Regions from separate parts of the Homo sapiens genome. Here region 1 is linked to region 2. Evidence: chromatin loops called from intact Hi-C (ENCODE). Cell type or tissue: endothelial cell of umbilical vein. All regions are shown on one strand. Links, peaks and the distances in the headings refer to the core of each region. The heading gives the core; the rest is flanking DNA. Region 1 has its middle 230 kb from the start of MRPS30. Region 2 overlaps HCN1 (hyperpolarization activated cyclic nucleotide gated potassium channel 1).

The links. A loop is a pair of places that touch in the nucleus more often than their neighbours do. Peaks named below come from ENCODE experiments on the same cell type or tissue, not always from the same donor. Only the 100,000 strongest peaks of a DNase experiment are listed, where the experiment ranks them.
Region 1: a loop joins it to region 2, with 23 times the contacts of the local background. A loop is called at or near these places in 45 of 110 quality-filtered maps.

Annotation. Positions count from the first base shown.
Region 1 is chr5:45,035,277-45,043,608 of GRCh38, reverse strand. No RefSeq gene overlaps it. Among named protein-coding and RNA genes, the nearest start is that of MRPS30, 230 kb to the right of the region's middle. In endothelial cell of umbilical vein, for the core only: a CTCF peak has its summit at 5,046 (motif pointing left); a DNase peak (open chromatin) is centred at 5,018.
Region 2 is chr5:45,516,062-45,524,406 of GRCh38, reverse strand. All of the region lies in intron 2 of HCN1 (hyperpolarization activated cyclic nucleotide gated potassium channel 1), which reads left to right. Among named protein-coding and RNA genes, the nearest start is that of HCN1, 180 kb to the left of the region's middle. In endothelial cell of umbilical vein, for the core only: no CTCF peak of the experiment used is centred there; a DNase peak (open chromatin) is centred at 3,166.

The DNA.
Region 1 (8,332 bases), core at 333-8,332, 480 kb after region 2:
CAGACTGAAGTTAAGAAGTCTGAAACCAAAAAAGAACCATTAAGAGGGTGTTGCAGAGTCTTAGTATGATAAAATGAAGGCCTAAACTAGGACAATGCTGAATTATTGTAGAGAACATCCATAAAGATAACTCCTCATATGGAAGTGCATTAAAGCTGATGATTACATCCTTTAAAAAAAATGACCAGCATTTTGAAAGTGAATTGGAATGAATTCCGTTTGTCTAGCTTTTGTATTTTTATTCATTCCCCTAACAAATATTTATTGAGCACCTACAACATGCCAGTCTCCAGGGTGACAGCATTAAGCAAAGGGCAGAGGCCCTTATGAAGCTTAATTCCTACTGAGAAAACATATAAACAAGGTAATAAGTGCATTGAAGAAAAATAAAGTAGATAAGGGAAAGAGAGAGTAATAAGCTTGGAGACTTTCAATGACGAGGTCAGGCAGTCTTTCACAGTGTGCAAGAATAGAACATAGATCTAAAGAAGGTCAAGTAGAAAGCAATATGCAAAAACATTAGGTTCTCAGTAACCAAAACAACGATCATAGAAAACCTTATTGAATTTAGAGTTCTAATAATTTGAACATAAGAAAAGATGATTAACATGGAAAATTTTGGTGCAATGCACAATAGAAAGATTTGAAATTAAACACACAGACACACACACACAAATTTTAGGCCCTGCTACTTAAAGATGCATTCTATTAAATCCATTAGGCTTTCGTCACAAGAAATAATCTTTAGGCAAATTAATAAATGACCCCATTAGAACAGATTTTATGCATCTGCCTACAAAAGCAAATGCTTTTAAAAATTACAGCCAGCTCATTAAAATAATGATGGCCAATTTAGTGTGCATTGAAGTTCTTGGTTGCTTTGCAGTTATTCTATGTGTACTTGCCCTTGTGGAGAAGTCCTTTTCTTCCTCCTGGGTTATTTGGGCAGAGTTACTTCTGTTCTAAATGCATATTCCATAACTGATTTCATAATTCTATCCCGTGCCCCCTGTGGTCCTTGTTGCATAGGTAATCAGGATTTTATTCAGAGAGTATAATGCAACACATAGCACATTCATTTTCACACTATGAAATCTAAGCCTCCAGAGGGGTGAATGTCCAGAAATTGCTTAGTCATCTTCATCCTACAAAATAACAGTTAACAATACATTTTGAAAAGGAACATAATTAAGCCAAAAAAGAAACATGGTCATTTAACACCTATCTTCATATCATCTCAGAAAATTTTATATGAAGCCATTAGTTTTTTCTCTTAGGAAACTGCCTGCCACTATTTTTGACCTAGGGGGAGGGTTAACTTTATGTCTTCAAAATATGTGTATAGTTGATACATTTGTTCACTTCACTGTTGCAACTTTATTTGGGGAGCACATTTTTGCAACATATTTATTCCAAACATCTTCTGAAGAATAACAACTGGCTATGTGCTACACAAATAAACAAAGCCAAAGAAGGAAAGAGAGACAAGTGAACAAGACATAAAATAAATTGAAGTTGATTTTATAAATATAAAAATTGATTAAGGAATTTGATTAGAAATTGAAATTTATAACTAAATCTAAATCTTGATTTCTAACTAAATCTAAGTCAGAGATGTATAAAAATTGGACAATTTGCCATGACATAGAGATAACAGCTAACTGCATTCATTAATATTTATGTCGTCACCTATACATTTTGCTCTCTATAAAATAATATGTTATAATAAAAATGCTCACTTTTAACAAATATCTGTACATTATATTTGAACTTGCTTTTTCCCCCTTTCTTATATTTTTTCAATAATGTTTTTGTACTGACTAGGAGGTCGTTATATAGACAATTACTAATTTCTTCTTCAGCATTTTCAAACATTTTTCCCCCTCTACTTTTAAAGAGTTTCAGGCAACAATAGTATTCATGATTTGTGTTGAACATATCTCATAGTGTAAAGAAATATATACTGATATGCAAATTGGCCTCAGGATGAGTCCATTATAGAAGTAACATATTTTTCTTTCATTGTGAAGGTATCTATAATAGAAAATAACTGCCTCAAAAATGTTTAACTTATATACATTCAGACAAAATTCACATTGAAAGCCTGAAAACAATTCGATTCCAGTACTTATTCTTATGAATATATATAAAGAAGAATATCTTTGGGTATGACACTCTGTCATTCCTGGTAGACTGAGTGTGAAGCCTCATCTACAGTTGTTTTTCATAATATTATTTGCCTTAAGTGACGCAAGTTTTAGTTTTCTGAAAAAGCAAAATGTAATGATAAATGCAATATATATTTTTGTATTAAAAAGTGTGGGATGTCCAAGTGCCAAAGGCAGGAAACTTTAATGAAAATACTTGTACTTTGAGAGAAAGGGAAAAAATATCTACATTTTAAAGAGCAAAACAAAAAAATTTTTTATCTGCAATAGATATTAAAATTATCAGATAAATATTGGCTTGCTTGTCACAAAGAAAACGTTAAATAGTTTTGAAATCATATTTCTATGATGGACAGTGAATCATAAGTTTAAAATAACTGTATAACAATTGTTCATCAATAATGCTAAGACTGAAGATTGATGTAGGTCAGGGAAAATATTCTGCTAATTATCTGAACACAAAGAATTTTTTAGTTGGTGAGAGAAGTTTAGATCATATCTAGTCCAACACTCATTTCATATTAAGTAACTTTTTGGGTTGTGGCTATAGCGCTGAGACAGGCTCAGTTTTGTACCTGAGACAAAATATTTCACTTCCTCAAGTCACAAAATTATACTTAAAGAACCCTTAAAAACTACCACTTATGCCTAATTTGGCTAAGTCTACTTGTGTACTACCAGCCACCTATGTACTTAATGTTGTTCAGTCAGTAGTACAACTTTTAAGAAAAGGAGATTTGAAATAATAACGTAGACATACCATACTTAGTAATTAAGATTGTAACTAAGATTGACTAAAGATTTATATGAAACAGGCACTGCTACTTAATCAAAACCTATAAAAAGTTTATACACAAAGAGGAACCTAGTAAACATGCTAAGTGAAAAAAGCCAGTCACAAAAGGACTTATTTGATTCTATCACCTAAATTGTCCAGAATAGGTAAATTCATAAACACACACAGGAGATTAGTGGTTGCCAGGGTCTGGGGAAAACGAGGCACGGGAAGTGACCTAATTGATATGGGGTTTCTCTCATGGATGATAAAGATGCTCTATATTTAGTGGCAACTGTTGCATAGCTCTGAGAAGATACTGTAAACATAGCATTGTACATTTTAAAGGAGTGAATTTTATGGTATGTTAATTATATCTCATTAAAGCTGTTATATTAAATAAAATGTATGGTTTATTTCTTTTTTTTCACTGTCAGGACTTAAATCGGTCCTTTTTAACTTTTCAAGGGGCCTGGATTGTTGTAAAAGTCTCCTAACTGCAATCCCTATCTCCTTCTTCTGCAATATATTAGTCACACACAAGATCAATCTCCATGAACATGGTTTTTACATAACCATTAGTATCTTTACAATAATTTGTGAAAGGATAAAGATTAAAGTCTAAAATTTTGGTCAGCCATCTTTCCATTTTGATCTATCGTTTTTTATTCTCTACTGTTGATCTCCTATGGAACCTATATCTCCCCAATAATCATAACATTTTCCATTTTCATCTCTAAGAAACGACTTTTAGTTAACATAGTTACCTTGCTGGAAATCTGCTTCCTTTCCTCTACACTTCTCCCTTTCCCCATTCTTTGAAGCCTAATCCAAACCCCATTGTTTATTTATTTATTTTTATTATACCTTAAGTTCTCGGGTGCATGTGCAGAAATGTGCAGGCCAAACCCCATTGTTATCTAATTCTTTCCTTGGCCATCTCAGAACACAGTCAACTGCCCTCTTGCCGAAATTCTAATGTATTTCCTTATAAAGCATTACTCATTGTTTGACCAATCTTCCATATATTTTGTGTGTATATTTCTGACCCTTGAGGACATTGGAAGTGGCACTGTATGGCATATATGTCTCATAGTATTTGACCCATTATAGGTGCCTATCGCATTCAGTGATGGACCATGTAAATATATAGAGAGAATTTGTAACCAAGAAAAATTTTTCAAGTACACTAGGATTTTTGAAGCAGCATAAACATTTTTGGTCAAATAATATAATTCTAAACACATTACTTGCATATTACATAATACTTTCTAGCTTTACAGTTTTTAAAAAAATAATGGCAATTATATTTTCTGAAACAAAAGCAGAACATATGGTCTGACATATAGAAGGGAATATTTTAAATCAAAGCTAATTATGAATATGAGCCAAATGTTCAATGTATGATAAATCAAAATTTTAAAAATGTTGGTATCACAGACACTTGCATTGTGGACATGCTGTCACCCTTATTAATTATTTTATCTTTGAGCAAGTTAATCTTCCCATGTCTGATTTTCCTCATCTACAAAGTAAAGGAAGTAACCTATTCAACATCATAGGACTGTGTTAAAAAGTTAAAAGAGAAAATCCTAATGAAGTGCTTGGTACTGTGTTGGATACAAAGAAAATGTTAAATCAATTTTAGTCATCATTATTACTGGGCAGTGGTACAGTAAAATAATTTTTGTTAAGGATGGGCTATTACAACAAGCCACATTTGCACATATGAATAACAGAAAATGGCAATTTAAGCTTGCCTTTGGGGGATTCTATAAGTTGTGTCTGTAAGTGTCTCATTTAAGGATCACGTATTTTACTAAAATATGTAATACCAGAGAAGTAGATGTCTCTATGTGGGAGAATGCAGGATCTTCTCTTACAGTACATTTTGTCCAATACTGAAAATACAAGCTGACATGCCATTTCTCCATTCACTCCTTGGCCTTCTCACAGACAAATCTACTAACCAAATCAAGAGAAGGGTACTAACACCTAAAGATAATAAATAAAGCGGGGACTGACAACCAGCATACAATTTGAGAAGGAAAGGACAGAAAAGTTTAGAGGAGGTTCTTAGTGCCCCCTAGTGTTAAATCTCCTGCAGTTTTTTTGTTTCGTTCTGTTCCTTGAGTGGGTGTTTTACCAAGGGAGTTTGAAGTTAGAAGCAACTAAGCTTTTTTCAAATGATCCTTCACATTAGGCTGTCTCAAAATGCACACACACATAATTCTTTTAAGAAAGGAAATTCTTAAAGGCTAAAGACACAATGTGGTTATTTCATTAAATAAATGATGAATTACAAATGAAAGGAAACATATCTAGGAGAGGGACTCAAATTCTGTATTTAAATATATTCATCAATTGAAGCAATCAGATAATCAGAATATGTATATTTGAGAATATTTTAGCCTAAGTAACTCTAACCAAAGAAATGCAATGACTGAATCTAGTTAAACTCCTTACCTAGGCTATTTTTAATGGAAATGCTGACATCCTTAATACAGAGATCCGAACACTTCTATTCCAAGTGTATATATAGCCTGCAGTTAAGTCTTACTAAAATATGCTGAGTTAACTTCTCAGCTTTCAGGCTTTCATTTCACAAGGGTAGAACATTAATTTCATGACCTTCGAACGTTCTAAAAGAGTGTAGTTAACCACTGAATTAAATAATAACTGGTTTTATTTTATAGCTATCAAGCCTGTAGAAGGAGGCCCAAAGTTACAGGAATTGGAAACTACATCTGTAGCTTAGTAAAAAAAATACTTCATATATTTTGCTAGTTAAAATTTGTCTTTGAAAACTTTTTATAAAAATGGCAGTTGAAAGTCTAAACTATTTTGGAACATTTGTAAGTAGCTTAAAGAGAACTGAAATAGGTCATCATAAAGAAATAACTAGTCGACTTGCTTTCAGTCTGACCAATATTTCTGTCGATGTGATTATATTAGAAAAGATTTTTATTGTTGAAAAGGAAACCATGTCTGATGTGAAACTGGTCTGGACAAACCTTAAGTTTGAATCAAGAAGTTTTATCTCTAATATAGTCGCTTCAAAATACTTGTACTGGTTTTTGTATTCTAGTGTTCTCCTGATGAGGAGCATTCTCAAGTTTTCTTCATTTTAAATTTCACCTTTAAAATATGGGGAGGAGGACGGTGAGCTATCATCATTCAGAGTGTTCACAGCCAGAATTATTCATTATACACCAAGCCTTACTGTATTTCTTTCCCATAACTTCCCACTTGAGTTATTCATTATATACTGCACTTACTCTTATTTATGCTGACTCCACACCAAAGCCCACTCTTAGGAGACATCTAACTTCATTTAATCTAGTCCCTCTGTATCCCTTAATTCAAATGCAGAAGAATTTAAAGTTGTGATTATAGTTGATGAACTGCTCCTGGATGCTGAGATCAATTAGTAAAGAGTGACATTTTTTTTTTCCAAGGACAGACACTGAGGTAATTGGTACAGCTCAAACACCCTTGGTAAGAATGTTAACATATATGCTACAAAGAGTTATCAAAGGCAGGTGCTTAGACTCTTAAGATTAAAAATCCAATCATATTCTTCAACTTCTGAATGTAAACTTTTGAATTTGACAATTTTTTGCTGAAGGAACCAAACAGGTAACAGCTATGATAATTAGCTAAGCACGTGGCTCACATTATTATACATGATAACTCCTAAAATGAAATATTTTCATAGTCAATGGGATCTACAAGAATTTATTTTTAAGGATTTTTTTAAAAGAGAAAAGAGAACAACGTGGCTAAGATGAGATTTTTAGAAAATGAAAGCCTTAGAAAATAATATTGAAAGAAAAGAAAATAGGAGGTACAGTACATTTAGTGTTAACACAGTATTAGTATCAGAGGTTTGCCTGGCATAAGAAGGAGTCCAAATTTTAAATACAGGTACAAAAGTCCACAATTTTTTTCATTCTGGGTTGCTTTGTTTTCCCTCATCTCTTTTGTAGAGAGTACAATGAGCCAAATAAATTAAAGAAGCACTCTTCACTCCTGGGGTAAGACATAGACATCGTTACACACACTGAGGCATGAAATACCTAATCAAGTCATGGAAGTGAGTTCATCATACAATCACCTGAGTTAACATGTTTATAAAGTCCATAGCAGTAAGAAAACATGACATTTTGAAAAATAACACACCAAAACAAGATATATCTGGTTTATGAACTTGAGATTATCTTACATTATCTGCTATCCTTGAATAAACCCATGTGAACATCTCTGGGGTTCAATGAAAAACAATAAGCACATAATTTTTGCCCATTATAGAGTAATAGTCCCAGTTAGCCATCATCCTTGTGAACAGAAAAAGGCATAGAAAGTTACCTGTGAAGAGACAGCTGACTAGCACTCAGCAGTGGGCTCAAGTGCTCTGTGGTAAGCCTGCAGGCCCTGGAGGAGAGCTCACTCTCCTATTAACCAGAATCCTTGACTTGACTTGTCACCTCATTGTCACCTCATATATTTCTCAGTTTGTGTCCTCTGGATGCTGATGGTCCTTCTATTGTAAATCCATGGTTGCTAATTCCTACAGCTTGCCTACCTTGTCTCAATATTATTCTTGTCAACTCATTCCGAATTAACCTCACTCATTGACCTGCCTTTCTAACAGGTAGTCCTGTTGCTATATAAATCCTGGTGTGACCATTCCACTCTAAATTAACATTAACATGGCAGATGGCAGCCTAAAAATCTCAAACCATTAGATGCATACATTATCTATTAATTATCTATAGAATGGTGCAAAAGTAATCGTGGGTTTTGCCATTACTTTTATTTTTAGTTTTCAGTCATAACATAGAGGTCACAACCAAAATTATAGAAAACTACCTGGTATTAGGCTGGGGAGTCATAAGAGTAGCTAGGGGGCTTTCAGGTTTGTTGCTGAAGAAACAATGGCAAAGAGGTGCAGCTTTCTTAACTATGGTGAATTTTGAGTCTATGCAAGAAAGACTTCCGTTTTCTGTACTGGGATAAAATATAAATTAGGAAAGTTTTACTTAATTCCTTACACCATGCTGGGAAGACAGTAAAACTTCAATAAACAAATATTGAAAATGGAGAGGAAAAGAGATGAAAAAAAGAAAAGATATAATGAGGAAAGCAGGAAGGAAAAAAAGAAAGTGTTGTGAACTGACCTAGGCCAAATTGGACAATCAGGAAGTAACGAGCTCTTTTGATAAGGAGGCATATATTCTGGCCATATATAGATAGCCCTTATCCACAGACTGCCTCCCAAGTGATATTAGTAAATGCAAGCAAGGGTCAACAGAACACTATTGAGATACAAACTTGTATTAGCAAATATGCAACATGAAATGGAATAAAATAAAATACAAATACATAC
Region 2 (8,345 bases), core at 1-8,000:
AATGACTTTCTTCACAGAATTGGAAAAAACTACTTTAAAGTTCATATGGAACCAAAAAAGAGCCCTCATCGCCAAGTCAATCCTAAGCCAAAAGAACAAAGCGGGAGGCATCACGCTACCTGACTTCAAACTATACTACAAGGCTACAGTAACCAAAACAGCATAGTACTGGTAGCAAAACAGAGATATAGATCAATGGAACAGAACAGAGCCCTCAGAAATAACGCCACGTATCTACAACTATCTGATCTTTGACAAACCTGAGAAAAACAAGAAATGGCGAAAGGATTCCCTATTTAATAAATGGTGCTGGGAAAACTGGCTAGCCATGTATAGAAAGCTGAAACTGGATCCCTTCCTTACACCTTATACAAAAATTAATTCAAGATGGATTAAAGACTTAAATGTTAGACCTAAAACCATAAAAACCCTAGAAGAAAACCTAGGCAATACCATTCAGGACATAGGCATGGGCAAGGACTTCATGTCCAAAACCCCAAAAGCAATGGCAACAAAAGCCAAAATTGACAAATGGGATCTAATTAAACTAAAGAGCTTCTGCACAGCAAAAGAAACTACTATCAGAGTGAACAGGCAACCTACAAAATGGGAGAAAATTTTCGCAACCTATTCATCTGACAAAGGGCTAATATCCAGGATCTACAATGAACTCAAAGAAATTTACAAGAAAAAAGCAAACAAACCCATCAAAAAGTGGGCGAAGGACATGAACAGACACCTCTCAAAAGAAGACATTTATGCAGCCAAAAAACACATGAAAAAATGCTCACCATCACTGGCCATCAGAGAAATGCAAATCAAAACCACAATGAGATACCATCTCACACCAGTTAGAATGGCAATCATTTAAAAAGTCAGGAAACAACAGGTGCTGGAGAGTATGTGGAGAAATAGGAACACTTTTACACTGTTGGTGGGACTGTAAACTAGTTCAACCATTGTGGAAGTCAGTGTGGCGATTCCTCAGGGATCTAGAACTAGAAATACCATTTGACCCAGCCATCCCATTACTGAGTATATACCCAAAGGACTATAAATCATGCTGCTATAAAGACACATGCACACGTATGTTTATTGTGGCACTATTCACAATAGCAAAGACTGGGAACCAACCCAAATGTCCAACAATGATATACTGGATTAAGAAAATGTGGCACATATACACTATGGAATACTACGCAGCCATAAGAAATGATGAGTTCATGTCCTTTGTAGGAACATGGATGAAATTGGAAATCATCATTCTCAGTAAACTATCACAAGGACAAAAAACCAAACACCACATGTTCTCACTCATAGGTGGGAATTGAACAATGAGAACACATGGACACAGGAAGGGGAACATCACACTCTGGGGACTGTTGTGGGGTGGGGGGAGTGGGGAGGGATGGCCTTAGGAGATATACCTAATGCTAAATGACGAGTTGATGGGTGCAGCACACTAGCATGGCACATGTATACATATGTAACTAACCTGCACATTGTGCACATGTACCCTAAAACTTAAAGTATAGTAATAATAAAATTTAAAAAAGGAAAAAAAAAGATGTGAAAGCAGACTTGGACAATATGTAAATAAATGACATGAGCGTGTTTCAACTATTTAGGAAAACAAGCAGCAGGATGGATGTGATAGAGAAGCTGTGGTTGACCAGCCCCTGGTCTATGTTGTCAATTCAAAGCAGAGTTGTCGTTTCCAAAAGATATTTTTTGATGGTTTTATTAGTGCAAAATAAAAGCTATTTTTCAGATTGCAAAACAAAACAAAACAAAAAAAAAAAAAGAAAAGAGACTTACATTTTAAGGATTTCTACTAAGTCAGAGTATCTTTTGGGTAAAACTGCAGGCAATTTAAGTAAGATTAATTTTTGCTTCAAATTACATTTCCTTCTAAGTAATTGTAGGGGTATAGTACTGATGAATGTTTGTGTGTTGAGATTGATGCTGAGGGCCATACTGTGCTTTCATTTTGCACAGGTTTGAAACTCAATGCATAATTTAATTCAAATCAGTAAATCTGACACTAGTTTTTCACATGGTGATTTTGAACAAAGGTTTTAATGATCATTTCTATAACCTATGAAAATGACCACATACATTTAATTATTTACACAGTAAGTTTAAGTGTATAGCTTAAAATGAAGCTGACGGTAATAACAGCAAAAGTAATTCTGGATACATGACTTTTTTTAACAACTTAGGGGAATAAAATTAGAAATACTGTTAAGAAAGTAAATTTCTATATTTTAAAGAAGTGGAATAAAATCAAGGTTTCTAACTATAGGTTATTAGGTAAGATACATGACTATTAGGTAAGAAACAGAAACATACAGTTGAATAAAATTGCAAAGTCATTTAGTTTATAGTGTTTTAAAATTTAAGAACGATTTAAACTGACTAAATCAATCTCATCTATAACAAGTAAGACTCTAGAATATTCTTAAAACCTTCTGAGTTTTAGTTAAATTGGAAGTCTTTACCCTAATGTTCTGTAAAATTATTCTACCAAACATAATAATTCCCTTATTTAATAACATAGCTGATTAATGATTAGTGAAAACTGTGGAGCTGTATCTTTGCTGATAATAAGTTATATTATAACGTTATTTAATATTTAGACCACATTACTGGAACTCCTTGCTGTTATGGGTTAATTTTATCCCCTCCCTGCAAAAGATATGGTGAAGTACTCAATCCTAGTACTTCAGCATGCGACCCTATTTGGAAATAGGGTCATAACAGAGGTAATCAGGTTAAAATGAGGTCATTGGCATGGGTTCTAATCCAGCATGACTGGTATCCTAATAAAAGCATTTGATTTGGACACAAAGACACAGATGAAAGAAGGGAAGATGATATGAAAAGACATAATGCCATCTACAAGCCAAGCAATTTCTGAGGCTACCAGAATGTAGGAGAAAGGCATGGAACAGATTTTTCCTCACAAACCTCACAAGAAACCAACCTTGCTGATACCTTGATTTCAGACTACTAGCCTCCAGAACTGTGATACAATAAATTTCTGTTGTTCAAATCTATCTAGTCTGTGGTACCATAGCCCTTGGAAACTAATACACTTTCTCTGTGGCTTCATGTTAAGTTTGGCCAATGGGAGGCGCCAGAAGCTAGAAGAAGAGAAGGTTGCAAGGGAGTTCAGAGCCTTTGTTTTCTTGGCTCCCTCTTTGCAAAGAGGGTTGGTTTCACTCTCCTTTAGGGTGCTCTCTCTATATATTTATCTTCTTTGGATTCCTGAACCTCTCTTTTCGTCTCTTCAGGTCCAAGTGTTCAAGGGCTCCCAGATGGTACAAGCCTCAAGGATCTATGTCATCTCTTACTAAATCTTTCCCAGGCCCTTTAAAATAATTTTTTAAAAAGCCAAAAAAACAAAAAAAAAAACCTCTTAGGAAAGTAGCTGGTTTGCATATGACGTGCTTTTCTTGGCAGGGCCATGACTGATACAGCATCTGTCTTCTAAAAGAGACTTGTTTATCCTTTATGCTACTACTGGACATTGTACATGTGATAACACTTATATTATATTATAATGACTTGCCTGAGTAGTATGTCTTTTCATCTCTAAAAGAAGTTCCTTGAAGCTGCTTATTCTCCATTGTAAAACCAGCACTTTATACAGGCTCTGCCATAATGTAAGTCCTCAATATATACTTACCAAATGAATGCATAGATGAATGTTTATTTTTAAGATGCTGCTATATACTGCCTTGTTTACAAAAGAGAAACTTTGGATAGTTAATAAAATAAGCATCATAGAATAATATTAAAATTAATATGTAAAGAAATTCAAAAGATAATAGGGTCAGGGAAAGTGAACATGAAAATAAGATTAATACATGAAATATTATAATTTGCAATGTACTGGCACTAGGTGGATAACAAATACAGTTCTGTGCTATGTAACAGACAATGGGAAGGCTAAATAAGACAAGTTGCATAAATCAGTGTCCATAAGTTAAATACAAACCAATTACTAGGTGATATACACATATTCCAAAGACTGAGACTGGAGCAGATGCAAATATTAATTTCCAATTAATCCCTATGAAGAGATAAGCATGTCATGCAATGAACAATGCTTTCAATATGCTCCTAAAGATAATTAAAAATGAGTTTCCTAAGACTTTTTGTGCCACATTCTCATATGACCAATGCAGTAATGCCCAAATAATGTTCAATAAAGATTACTCCAATGGGAGCAGGCTAAGCAAAACAATATAGATGAGGTACTGTGACAGAATGGACCAACCTAAGCACACATATGTGAACTGCTTATACTTTTGATAATATAGTGATTAATGCCCATATCTTTATTCATAAATGTTATACATAAATATTATTTTTATCCACTAAGATTTTGATCAGTATTTTGTGGCAATGAATTCAAGTCTTACAGGTACTAAGAATGCAGATAACTGTTGTCAACTCTTATGGGTAAACACATGTTTTTATAGAAAGCCAACCTAATTATTAGGTAAAAATCACCTATAAATATTTTTAACTACCTGGTTAAGTTTATTTTATGTTTAACAAATAAGAGCTAAAATGGTAAAAAAAAAAATACATTTTAAAATGAATGAATACAGCAAGTTTGTAAAAGACAGAAAATAAAATTTTCCTTTTGGTCCCTCTTAGATTTTCCAAGACAGGTTTCAATGAATAATGAGATTCTATGAATAATGAGACTCAAAATCTCATGCTATTTGGAATGAAAGACATTATTGAATAAATAGTTTTTAAAAATTGATGTGATAAAATCTCACACCCTACATATATTTCTTTTTGTTGACTGAGGGGGAAAACATGTTAGTGGGAAGTAAACACAATACTCACTGCTTGTCATTTTGAGAAAACTGCACATTGTTTTTTTCTCAAAATATTACAAATTCAATATCACAGATCCCAGCATGTAAAAAGTAGAACTACTATGGCCTACTTTTCGGACTTATCTACTAAAAAATTAGCAGGCCTCTAGAAAGGACAGTGTGTGTATGTTTGTGTGTTTGATTTAGAGTATATCCTATACTTATCAATGTAAACAATAAACACAGTTTTCAGGATCCACAAGCTTCTCTCAGTGTTACCTGATCATCTTCTTGAACTTCTCATTGTAGTGGTCTGTGATCTTCTCATTATCTTGATTACTTAGGAGGAGAAAACTCAGATTCTCATTTCCCAGTAGCCAGACTTTTTGTTGTTGTTGTTGTTCAAATGTAAGCATTAAATTCCTTCTAATAAAATTGGTTGTGATTCCTATAATTAATATATATGGCCATAATTTATGCTAGCATAACTTGATTTTGATGGCCCTCTTTTTGTTCTGGCAATCAGCTACCAAAATGGTCTTAGGGCCCTCTGTGAAAATTATATATATTTGTTTTAAATTTTATATATTTATGTATATATATGCACATTTTATATGTATATAAATACCTTTTACATCAGTACCTTTGGGCTGCTGAGATCTTATATGAAGGCATTTTTAAAGTTTTTCTTAGCTTAGGAAACTCAGTTGTTTTCTGGATAGTAATACAGAGTTTTCTAATTTCTTCAGGTTTACTTTTTGGTCCCCATATGCTAAGATTCCCTTCCCTCTTTTCAACAAATTACTGGCTGAAAGAACTTCATTATCTAACTGTATTCTTTCTGTTGTTTTCTGATGAAAAATGACCCCCAGGATGAATTTTTCATTTGTTTTAATCTTTCTTCACATTCCATTTTGATTCTCTTCAGCCCCTGAAGGGATTGTCCATCAAATGGTCTCTTCTATCAGGGTCACAGTATTTACGTCGTTGGGCCTCCTCCTCAGGCTGTGCATATCTTAGGTTTCCTGCACTCTCAATATAACCTGCTTATCTTATTCCAATTTCTGCTTATCTTACTCAGACCCCCAGTCATCCCTGTGCCATCAGGAGATTCTTCCTAGTAGCCAGCATGATCCTGCCAGTCCTGTGATCAGGCTGCCACACCACCATGCTTCTGCCCAGGAGCTGACATCTTGAACAATGTGGGGAGACTGATGGAGACATGAGTTTAAAGAGAGGCCTCTCATACTGCTTGGTAGATATGGAACCATGGAATGCCCAAAAACAAAGTCAAGATTTTGCCCACAACAATTTAGAGTCTACTCTGATGCAAATAAATGATTGATGTGCCAAATGTTGTACATCATAGACTATGGTTTCAGTAATCTGAAGTGATGTAACCTCCCGGTAAATCCTCTAAGATAAAGTTGTTTCAGTCTATCACTCTGGGCAAATCAATAAATTAACTTACACTTTGCACCTTTTAGCTGTGAGCCAGTTAAATGTGAAATGTCATCAACCACAATTGATTGCTTCAATTTTAGCATTCATTTATCTGAAATTCTTATTTCTGACAAAATTTAGGAGGTGTATTAGTAGGAATTGCAGTGGACTACATATAGCAAGTAACTTATATTACAGTGGCTAAAAATTGATTTTTGATTTGCTTTTTTCCAAATAAAGAGAAGCCCAAAGATAGGCCATAAGAAGCTGGTATGGGGACAACATCATTTCATTGGGGATATTATCATGTCCTTTTAGCTTTCTTTGCCACAATTTTCAGGTTGTGGTTCTTGTTCTTATTTTTACAAGATCTTTGCTGTAATTCAGGTAGTTTTTTCTTCAAAAAGAAGAAAAGATGAAGAACCAATGGTAATAGGGTATAGACTATTTGAGTCAACCTCCTTGGAAGCTCAAAGCCGATATTTTGACTGACATCACACGGACATTTCTATTTATAAGGATGGGTGGGAAATACAGCTTTTTTATCTTGGCAATGTTCTGACCCCAGTGAAATCATGTTTTTTTTTTTTTTTTTTTTTTTTAAGGGGAAATTGGGAATACAATCTCTGCCACAGAAGATCAGATTTGAGGCTATGTGATAATGTATACGTAGGAAAATATCTTTTTGTTTTCTACAATATGAATGTATGCATGAATATTTATACATGCATATGTGTGTGTATGATGGGGATAGCGTGGGGATCAAAGGAAGCCATGAAACAAACTCATCCAAAAAGTAGAATCAATTTATTAATAAAGAAGTAAAAATAAGGGAGTAGTATGAATGTATTCCCATTTTTACCCCACTAGAAATTGTGTCTGATTAGAGATTATTCCTGTCTGTTCTGACTATCGTGGTTTAATTATGGTGCAGGTTCTTAATAACTATCAATATCCAGGAGTCTGTATTAAAGTCACACAACTTATACTTATGGCTTGTTAGCATTTATGAAATCAAAGCCTTCAGAATATGTCAATAAAGGCTCAAAGCAGTCTTACAATTTTTTTCCTAACACAGTTTTCCACAAAGTCCTATGATTCTCTTTATGCATAAATCAATAAAGAAGGAACTGTGTCTAGAGTCTGCAGACTTCTGCTCCTGAATATTATCCTGAGAAACTTAGCAGAAGAATTTTTTTTACTTCAATGAGATAACTAATAAGTTAACATCTATAATATATGGGACATGATATGAAGAACATCATAATTTTAAATGCATAGTGGACTCTGGCTGTAATAAGACAGTATGAACTAATAATATTTAATAAGATACCAAGTCTGATCAAATACAAAGTATAAGAGAGACTTCAGTAATCCTCAAGACAATAAAAAATATTCAGAGACACAATTAGCTTTGGCTTATTAATCAAATTTTTCTATGGTGGACTATTCTAAGGATCAATATGCAGTTAATCCTGGAGTTGACAAAGTTGAGAGCAGTTTATAAAACCAGGAAAATAATTTCCAATAGAGTTACAAAAATATATCTAATACCACAAACTAATTTGCCAAATTCAAATTATGGCATATTTTAATTGGAGGAAGTTTTATTTATGAATATTGTCTATCTTATCCTTGCATTCCAAAGAACTACTGAAAGGACTAGAAGAAAAAGAGAAACAAAAGAAGAAAATATCACTTCTTATTTCTTTCTTTAAAAAGTTAGCTTTTTAAAATATACATCACTTTATATAAACTGTTCTTCTGGGGATATGGATGGTACACTGTATTTAATCAAATTTCAAAAGTTTTACTCCAGAATACAAGTACTCTAGTAGTTTAAGGAGAAAAAAGTGTTCAATGTTTAAACAGGGAGGTAAGGGCTAGAAGGAGAGAAGATGTGAACTGGGCCTAAAAGAATGGGTCAAATTTGGAGGATAAGTCAACTCCATTGAGGAAACCCCTTCCAAAAGAGCAAACATGGAAATGATCTATGTATTTGTGTAATGATACAATAAACAATAACACTGGTTGAGATATATGATGGATATAAATGCAAAA